Regions from separate parts of the Homo sapiens genome. Here region 2 is linked to region 1. Evidence: read pairs that join two places in POLR2A ChIA-PET (ENCODE). Cell type or tissue: GM12878. All regions are shown on one strand. Each heading gives the region's core, and the rest is flanking DNA. Links, peaks and the distances in the headings are about the cores only. Region 1 has its middle 240 kb from the start of UBE2E2-DT. Region 2 has its middle 190 kb from the start of UBE2E2-DT.

Region 1 (4,403 bases), core at 307-4,306:
AAATTCTATAGCAGTCTGCCTTATAGCTATTTCAAAGCAAGTCTTTGTGGTTAAGTACAATTTCCTATAGGAATCACACCCAGGGTAGTCCAGTAGGCTGTGTCAGCAACATGAGCGTGGCATTAGTAGAATTTTAAATGTGTTATTCCACCTTGCATAGTTGTTTATTGTCATTCATGCTCTGGGGTCATTTGTAGGTTTCAAACATTATCCATCAGGATATTCCTACCTGTCCAAGGGAAGGTATCACTACTATGGTGACCTCTGTCTGACTGGCCCCATCAAATTCCCAGATTCTTTATTAGGTGCCAGCCCAACTGCTGCTACTTGGAAATTCTAAATGCACTAGAAGTACATTGGGAATAATAAGTGGAGCTTAGAAGAAAGATACATAGAATTACGGTGGTAGAGGTTTAACTTTATCTGTAGGTAACACAACTTAGCTCTCTCCAGAGCTGAACAGGCTCTTCTCCCTTCTAGCTCATAATATGCATGGAATATCTCATGGCATGAAAGCTTTCTACACATCAAAATGGGTTGAAAATGAGATTTTTTTTTTGAATAAATGTGCCTTCTGAGAGCGATTTTCCAAAGCTGTAATTCTTCTTAACTGAGGGATACAACAGTTAGAAATTCCCTAATGCCCAACTGGTTGGGTTTCTCTCTAATTCAAGTTGTCAGTCACCAACCAATGAACGAATGAAGATAACAATTATTTATATTTGTCTCTTCCACAGAAGATGAATATGTCCTAACTCATTTTTCTACTGAGAAGATGAAATGTAAAGACATGCCTTTTGTTCAGTTGCTGTGGATTTGTTAAATACATTCTTTTATTTGATGAAATTACTTTTGAGGGAAGGCAAAGACCTTATATCTTACTCTAATAATTACCAGATGTTGGCAAGAGTATTACAGGCAGCAACAGGTTTCAGTGAGAATGTAACCATATCATACTATGTATTATGTAGTGCATATATTATATATAAGTATTCATCTGTAATAGCATATCAACTTATTTTTTCAAATGCACTAATTAAACCTCAAGCCCCCATTTTAGGCTTTGCACTTTTGATTAATAAGGACAGTTAAAAAAAAAAAGAAAGAAAGAGAGAAAGAAAAGCTTCCTAGTTGCTATGTGGAAACTGGCATTGCCAAGGAGCTTGCAACCATGCAGCCACAAGGAGGAGCTCAAGCATCAAATTAAAAATTAACACAAACTAATAAATTCTGGCGCGTGCTGCTTTTGGCAATGCGTTAAAACAATATTTATTCTTATATGGAGGCGAGGTGATTTATGGGCCTTTTGCCCAAATTAATATCACTCTGGGGAGCGTATCTTGATACGCTGGTATGTATCAGTATATTTACATAAATATGATAATATAGACGTAATCTATTCTTCACCCAGTAACCAGATGGATCTTTAAAAAATGCTTGAGATAATGCCACTCCCTGTTTAAAAGCCTTCCTATGGCTTCCTTTTATTTTGAGAATAAACTGTGCATTCTCTACCGGGACCTAAGAGGCTCTGCCTCATCTCTTTCCCACAGCCCTTTCTTTTCTTTTCTCTTCTTCTTCTGCTGCTGCTTTTTAAAAAAACTTCAACATTTATTTTAGATTCAAGGGGTACATGTGCAGGTTTGCTAGATGGGTATATTGCATGATGCTGAGGTTTGGGGTACAAATGATCCTATGGCCCAGGTAGTGGGCATAGTACCCAAGGAGGTGAAAGATCCCCACAAGGAGAATGACAAAGCACTCCTGAGAGAAATCAGAAGTGACACAAATGCATGGAAAAGCATTCTATGCTCATGGGTCGGAAGAACCACCCCTTTCGGACTCCATCTCATGCCTCTCTCCCCAGAGACTGACTGTGGTAGCCACATGCCTTCTGATAGGCCCTAGAATGGGTCTTTTCTGGCCTCAGGGACTTCCCACTTCTGTTCCTCTGTCCTTCCAGAGACTTGCATGCCTGCCTCCTACTCATTCTTTGAAATTCAGTTTCAGTGTCACCCTCTAGACAGTCATTTCCTGACATGTACTGAATGTCGGCTGGCCTGCCTTCCCTTCTGCCATTCTTCTCCATCCTTGTTCTCTGTTTATTCCTACTTAGAATTTATCACAAGCTGTACTTCTTTTGTTCACCTATATGTTTCCTGTTTATTACATGGCTTCTATATTTGATGTACATTAGAGCAGAAACCTTGTCTATGTAAACACTGCAGTATCTGTAGTGCCTAGCACAATTCCTGGCACCAAGTATGTGTGCAATAAATATTTGTTGAAGGAATGAGTCTTTATAATTGAAACTTTGGGAATGTGTCTGGGTCCAGAGATTCTCTGGAACAATAGCCACAGAAACAGTTTTGAAACATTGGCCTCCCATCTCAGTGATTTTTCCTCATGGTTTGAAGGGCCTCCTAATTCCCCAACAATACACATGCTATTCCTACTCTACCCCAAAAGAGGCAGCAAGTGATGCACAATGAAATCTATAGCACTACCAGAACAGACTAATAGCGGCATGGTTCGACAAACAAAATTAATATTAAGCAAAATATGCCAACATCTTCCACTGCTATCTGCATTATTTGACCTGTGAGCATGCGACCTTGTGTCTGAGGAACAGCTTCTTCAGCCCCAACAGTTGGTGCTGAGATCTAATGATGGAGTCACCAGCATCACAGTTTGGAAGGTGCTGATAGGACAGGCTCCCAGAGATCCTATCTGTCAGCTGAAAGAGGATGTGCCATCTTTCTATACAAGGCCTTCAAAGAGGCATTGACTTCTTCACTCTTGGGGCCATCTTTGAGTAGGGGTAAGCAGCTCCCAGTAAGACCAGATCTCATGCTGATGTGGGTACTCACAGAAAATCCCTGGTGCTTCTAAAACCATATCCTAAAACTCATTAAGCTTGGGTTCCTGCCAAGTTTTATATTATTTCACTTCATATAATATGTTTCACTGTGTATTTGTGTCTTGTAAATAGTTTCTGATTTTTTCAGTAATGACTGGTAATTATTCAACCTTGCTCATTTGCTCCTTCTTCCCAGGAAACTTTTTCAAAGTTGTATATTTATTTATCAAGAAAATGAACATTCGCTTTCTAAAAATGTACTCATGGAAGACTCCCCAAAGAAACGGATTTGATCCTTTCATAGGAAGAAAGCTGACACATTATCTATTGGAATGATTATTCTAAAAGCCACAATCACATACTGTAAAATTTGCAAAATGATGAAAGAAGTTAATGTTTGAATATATATTGTTTATCATTCTCAGGGACCACTTTGTCAGGATGTGGTATTAAAAAATGTTCTTGTATTTCTGAGAGTTAGGAAAAAAAATCAATTACAATTGAAATAGACTATGGATTCTTCTCATAGGCCACAGCTTAGTGGGGAGCAGAGTCCAGATTTTTAAAGAAAATAATTCATGACCCTTGCTAAAGATGGGAAGGGGGTCATGGCAATATGTACAGGGACCACTGCAATGGGGTCTTGCAGTGGGGAAGAGATTGAACTCAACTCCCTCTCCAGCAAGGACAAGTGGGGATTTTTAATCAAGGAGCAGGATGGGGTCAGTGAGTGGAAAATTACTAAGAGGAAACATCAAGGATAAGGGGAGGTCAGATACCAAAGGTGGCGGATTTTCACTAAACTGACTACGCAGGATTCTTGCTCAAACTGGATTCTATGAGGACAGATAGGGAAGCCCAAGGTAGAGCCTAGTTAAGCAGAGGACTCAGAAGAGACTGACTAAAGTTCTGATCAAAGAAGAGGTATACGTCAAGGTATACGTGGCACTATGATTCAAAGTGCCTGTGGCAGATTGATTAAAAACATGGCCCTAAGTCTCCACATATCCATGTACACATACCTTTTGCAGTGAGACTTTGTGACAACTATTACAAGGTGGAGTCTATCTCCTCCTCCCCTTTGAATCAGAGCTTATCTTGTCACTTGCTCTGCCCAGCAGAAAGTGGCTGAAATTACATGTGTCAGTTCTAAGCCTTAGATCCCAAAAGGCCCTTTGTGCTTCTCCTCTTGCTAGTGTCCCTCTTCCTTTAACATGAACAAGCGTGACCCAGCCTGCTGGAAGGTAAGAGATCATTTATGGCAGAACTCAGTTATCTAGATGAGGACATCATAGACGCCAGAGCCCAGCTAACCTACCTGCTAACTGCAGCCAATGAACACATCTGGCTGAGATCAGAAAAACCTGGGCCAGACCAGAGGAACTGTCTGATTAATCTGAAGAACCACGAGCAATAATAGATGGTTATTGTTTACAGCCGCTTAATTTTAGGTTGGTTTGTTACACAGCATTACTGTGACAATAGCTAATATTTGATATTGGACATGGGCTTCTGGGTGACAGCAACAGTGGTACATATTTTG
Region 2 (4,403 bases), core at 281-4,280, 53 kb before region 1:
AGGAATGAAAGAAGTTATAGCAAATGAGTTAAAATGTATGCAGGTTTTAGGCAGAAGTTCTATGAGAAAGAGAAAATATGACTGCTTCTCATGATCCCACATCCTAGTCCAAGTCTAAGTCACCATCATCTCTTGCCTGGATTATTGCAATGGTTTCCTGCCTGGACTCCTTGATTCAGTGCTTGCTCTCTTTTAGCTTATTCTCCATGCCACTTCCAGAGCACTCCCTATAAAACAAATCAGATCACTTCACTCCTTTGCTCAAAACCTTTTTGTCTCCCTCTTCATTATCTTTTGCTGGGTAATAAATTACTACAAGTAGTGGCTTAAAACAACACACGTTTTTTTATCTCACAATTTCAGTGGGTCAGTGGGGATAACTGGGTGTCCTCTTAGTGTCTATCTGCCACCCCCCACTATATCACCGTGATAAGAAGGCAAAGAGTTTAAATGGCCCTGGACGCCTTGTATAATCTACCCGATGCCCTTCATACCTCTCTGAGCACAGCTCCCCTTTTTTAGGACTAACCTTTTCTCCTTCTCTGTCCCTTCACTGCAGCCCAATGGCCCCTTGAGGCCCTCAAACAGGCCGGGCACACTCCAGCCTCCCGGGCCTGGCTTCAGGGCCTCTGCTCTGGCCGTTATCAATGCATGGAACACTATTCCTGACCATCACCTCTGACTAACTCCTTTGCCTCCTTCAACTCTTTGCTTAGATGCCACTTCTCAGTGTCCCTGGCCACCCCATGCAATGATGCAGACTAGTCCTTCTCAGCCCCTCTCCTGCACTCCCCACCCCACTCACTCTGCTCTCCATTTCCTGTATTCTCCAGCACAGATTGCTTCTGACATGATATATTTGTATGACTATTGTTTATCTTCTGTCTTACCGCACTGGAGAGTCAGTTCCATGAGAGCAATAATCTTTACTTGTTTTCTTCATACTTGCTCAGCACCGAAAACAGTGCCTGGCACAAAACAAGCATTTAATAACTATGTATTGAATACATGGAGTTAAGAATTAGTTAATGAGGGGCTTAAGGTGAGGACATTTGAACTGAGTTCGGAATGATAGGAGGCCTTTTCTGAAGAGATGTGGGGAAAGATCATTTCAGGCAGATACTTTAAGAAGTTTTATATAAAAGCTCTTCTAAGCAGTTTTCTTTTTTTTTTTTCTTTTTTTCTTTTTTTTTGAGATGGAGTTTTGCTCTTGTTGCCCAGGCTGGAGTGCAATGGTCCGATCTCAGCTCACTGCAACCTCTGCCTCCTGGGTTTAAGCGATTCTCCTGCCTCAGCCTCCCGAGTAGCTGGGATTACAGGTGTGCGCTACCGTGCCTGGCTAATTTTTGTATTTTTAGTAGAGACAGGGTTTTGCTGTGTTGGCCAGGCTGGTCTCGAACTCCTGACCTCAGGTGATCCGCCTGCCTCGGCCTCCCAAAGTGCTGGGATTACAGGCGTGAGCCACCGCGCCTGGCCCTAAGCACTTTTCAAACATTAGTTCATGTAATCCTCTAACAACCCTATGATGTAGATATGGTTATTATTACCATGATACATATGGGGAAAGTAGGCACAGGGGAATTAAGTAACTCACCGAAAGTGTCGTAGCTGGTATTTAAACACAGGCAGAAAGCCAGGCAGTATGAAGCCAGAGTCTGCACGCTTAACCACTATACTTCATTGCCTTTTAAGGCAGAGCCAGTGCAAAGACTCCGAGGCTGGAACAAACTTGGGGTTTTTGGAAGGACAGCAACAAGGCCAGTGTGGCTGGTGTTTAAATTTAGGGATGAGAAACATGATGTGAAGTGGGTCCAGAGAGGCAGGCAAAGGTGAGAGCATTGAGGACCTTTCAGACTGTGGGAGAGTGAGATATAGATTGTTCTCACTGCTGGCAGCTTCCAACAGTAGTGATATAATCTGCTCTAGGCTTAAAAAAATTTCTCTGGATCCTGGATGGATAAGGAACTTTGTGAGGGCGTAGAAGAAGGTAAATTAAGAAAAGTCCTTATAAACAATTCTGTTTCCCATGGATATATATTTTTTAAAGTTATATTAGTTTATATATGATTCCCAGATTCCTGGTTAGATTAGCTAATGGAATGTATTTACATTTTAAAACACGTTTTAGTATTTTAGTATTTTTTTTTTTTTTTTTTGCATAGTGAGATCTAATTTCTGGAAATGCAGATAATTCAACATTAGAATTTTTGAGGACAAACAGAAAGAAACCATGTGCACTGATGCCAAGCTACAACTAATCTGCAATATCCTGGCTGATTTTCAGAATTCAATCTTATTTTTAAAAATGACTTTATTGAGGCATAATTTACACACTGTAAATTTGACTCAGTTTAAGTGACTAATTTAATGACTTTTAGCATATTTACAGGATTGTGCAGCCATCACCGCATTCTGATTTTAGAACATTCCCATCACACCAGTAAGAAACTGTGACCATGTGCCAGGTGCGGTGGCTCATGTCTGTAATCCCAGCACTTTAGGAGGCTGAGATGGGCAGATCACGAGGTCAGGAGTTTGAGACCAACCTGACCAACATGGTAAAACCCTGTCTCTACTAAAAATACAAAAATTAGCTGGGCGTGGTGGCACACGTCTGTAGTCCCAGCTACTCAGGAGGCTGAGGCCGGAGAATCGCTGGAACCCAGGAGTTGGAAGTTGCAATGAGCTGAGATCACACCACTTGCACTCCAGCCTGGGCGACAGAGTGAGACTGTCTCCAAAAAAAAGAAAAAAGAAACTGTGACCATTAGCAGTCATTTTCCATTCCCATCTCTAGCCTAGCCAACCACTAAGCTACTTTCTGTCTACAAATTTGCCTTTTCTAGACATTTTATATAAATGGATTAATACAGTATATGATTGTTCATGCCCAGGTCCTTTCAGTTAGCATGTTTTTGAAGTTCCTCCACATTTTAGTATGTATCAGTACCTCATTGCTTTTTATTGCTGAATCGTACTCCATTGTATGGATGTACCACATTTTGCTTATTATTCATCATCTGATGGACATATGAATTATTTCTACTTTTGGCCATTATAAATAAAGTTGCTTTAGATATTCTTGTACAAGTCTTTGTGTGAAAATATGTTTTAATCTCTCCTGAGTGAAGGTTTCTTTTTAGAGTAGTGGAATTGCTGGTTTTGGGGGTATGTTTACATTAATTTTCAAAGTCTTAAAACCAGAACAATGTACATCATAATTTTATTTTGATAAGTTGCCATCTTCAAGTAATTTTAATTATTTTGCTATTACTTATAAATTTATAAAACTAGCTTTTGTGATATGCTTGAAGTTTTAGTTTATTTAAGTAAGAAATGTCTTTACACCATACTGTTTTAAATATTGAGAAATAATTTCTCTATGCTCATAGGTTCTTTATCTTGGTGCTCAATTTGTGATTTGATTAAGAGTGTCTTTAAGGATGTTCTCTAAATTTTTGTTTCAGCACATGTAACATATGGAGTAAATTCTCTGTCTTTAAAATAATCTTCTGTGGAATAGGAGGTTTGAAAATCACGGAGTGAATATCTTTCTTCTTTGTTATTTTAGCTGCTGACATTTTTAATTCAATTTAGCTGTGGCCTTATATTTTTAAAGTTAATGAAGGGGATTTCAGGTTCAGTTAGCAGTAATTTAAGATGACAATTCAATCATTAGTGAAGCTAATTATTAAATGGAAAACTCACTGTAATCCTTAAGCTCATAATGAAATAAAATCTTAGGTCCAAGGGCTATGCAAAGACTATGAGCTGGTTGGCGTGTAGCTCTTTTAATAAAACAGCACAATAGTAAGGTTGGGAGACAGTAGTCCTGTACACAGTATTATTTTCAGTGGGCTGAAGTTTAAATATTTAGGTTCATTTCTAGTCATGATTTTATTTAGCTAAATCACATAGCATGTAAAGAATTTTGTTTCACAGATTCTCCATCAGTGTTTCTAAATATAAATATATCCATTATCCCACTTATCTCAAACTCATATGACAGTTATAGTAATTGCCATGTTCACGTAATAAAAACAAAACAGAAGTGATGTTGTTATGAATGCTTTTGTAGCTTCATTTTGGTAAGCAAGTGCATGCATTTCTTTTGGGTATATACCTGGAGCAAAATTGCTGGATCACAAGGAATGCTGTGTTCAGCTTTGATAGATAAGGCCAAACCATTTTCCAAAGTGGTCAAACCACCTACCACCAGTGTTCAAGACTGTCTATTTCTCTATCATATTTTAATAGGCAGATCTGGCAACAGTTGGTGGTAAACCCATGAATAAGAGGGATGCATGAACAATGCACGGCAAATGGATGAATGATGTTGTGTCTTAGTTTTAGCTACTATAACAAAAATACCTAGATTGTGTGACTTTAACAACAAACGTTTA

What was found. Peaks named below come from ENCODE experiments on the same cell type or tissue, not always from the same donor. Only the 100,000 strongest peaks of a DNase experiment are listed, where the experiment ranks them.
Region 2: POLR2A ChIA-PET joins it to region 1 with 7 read pairs; 2 of 35 experiments call an interaction of 5 or more read pairs at or near these places.

Annotation. Positions count from the first base shown.
Region 1 is chr3:22,957,338-22,961,740 of GRCh38, reverse strand. No RefSeq gene overlaps it. Among named protein-coding and RNA genes, the nearest start is that of UBE2E2-DT, 240 kb to the left of the region's middle. RefSeq lists an enhancer at 1,772-1,901. In GM12878, for the core only: a CTCF peak has its summit at 1,175 (motif pointing right); DNase peaks (open chromatin) are centred at 1,198 and 1,930.
Region 2 is chr3:23,010,607-23,015,009 of GRCh38, reverse strand. No RefSeq gene overlaps it. Among named protein-coding and RNA genes, the nearest start is that of UBE2E2-DT, 190 kb to the left of the region's middle. In GM12878, for the core only: no CTCF peak of the experiment used is centred there; no DNase peak of the experiment used is centred there.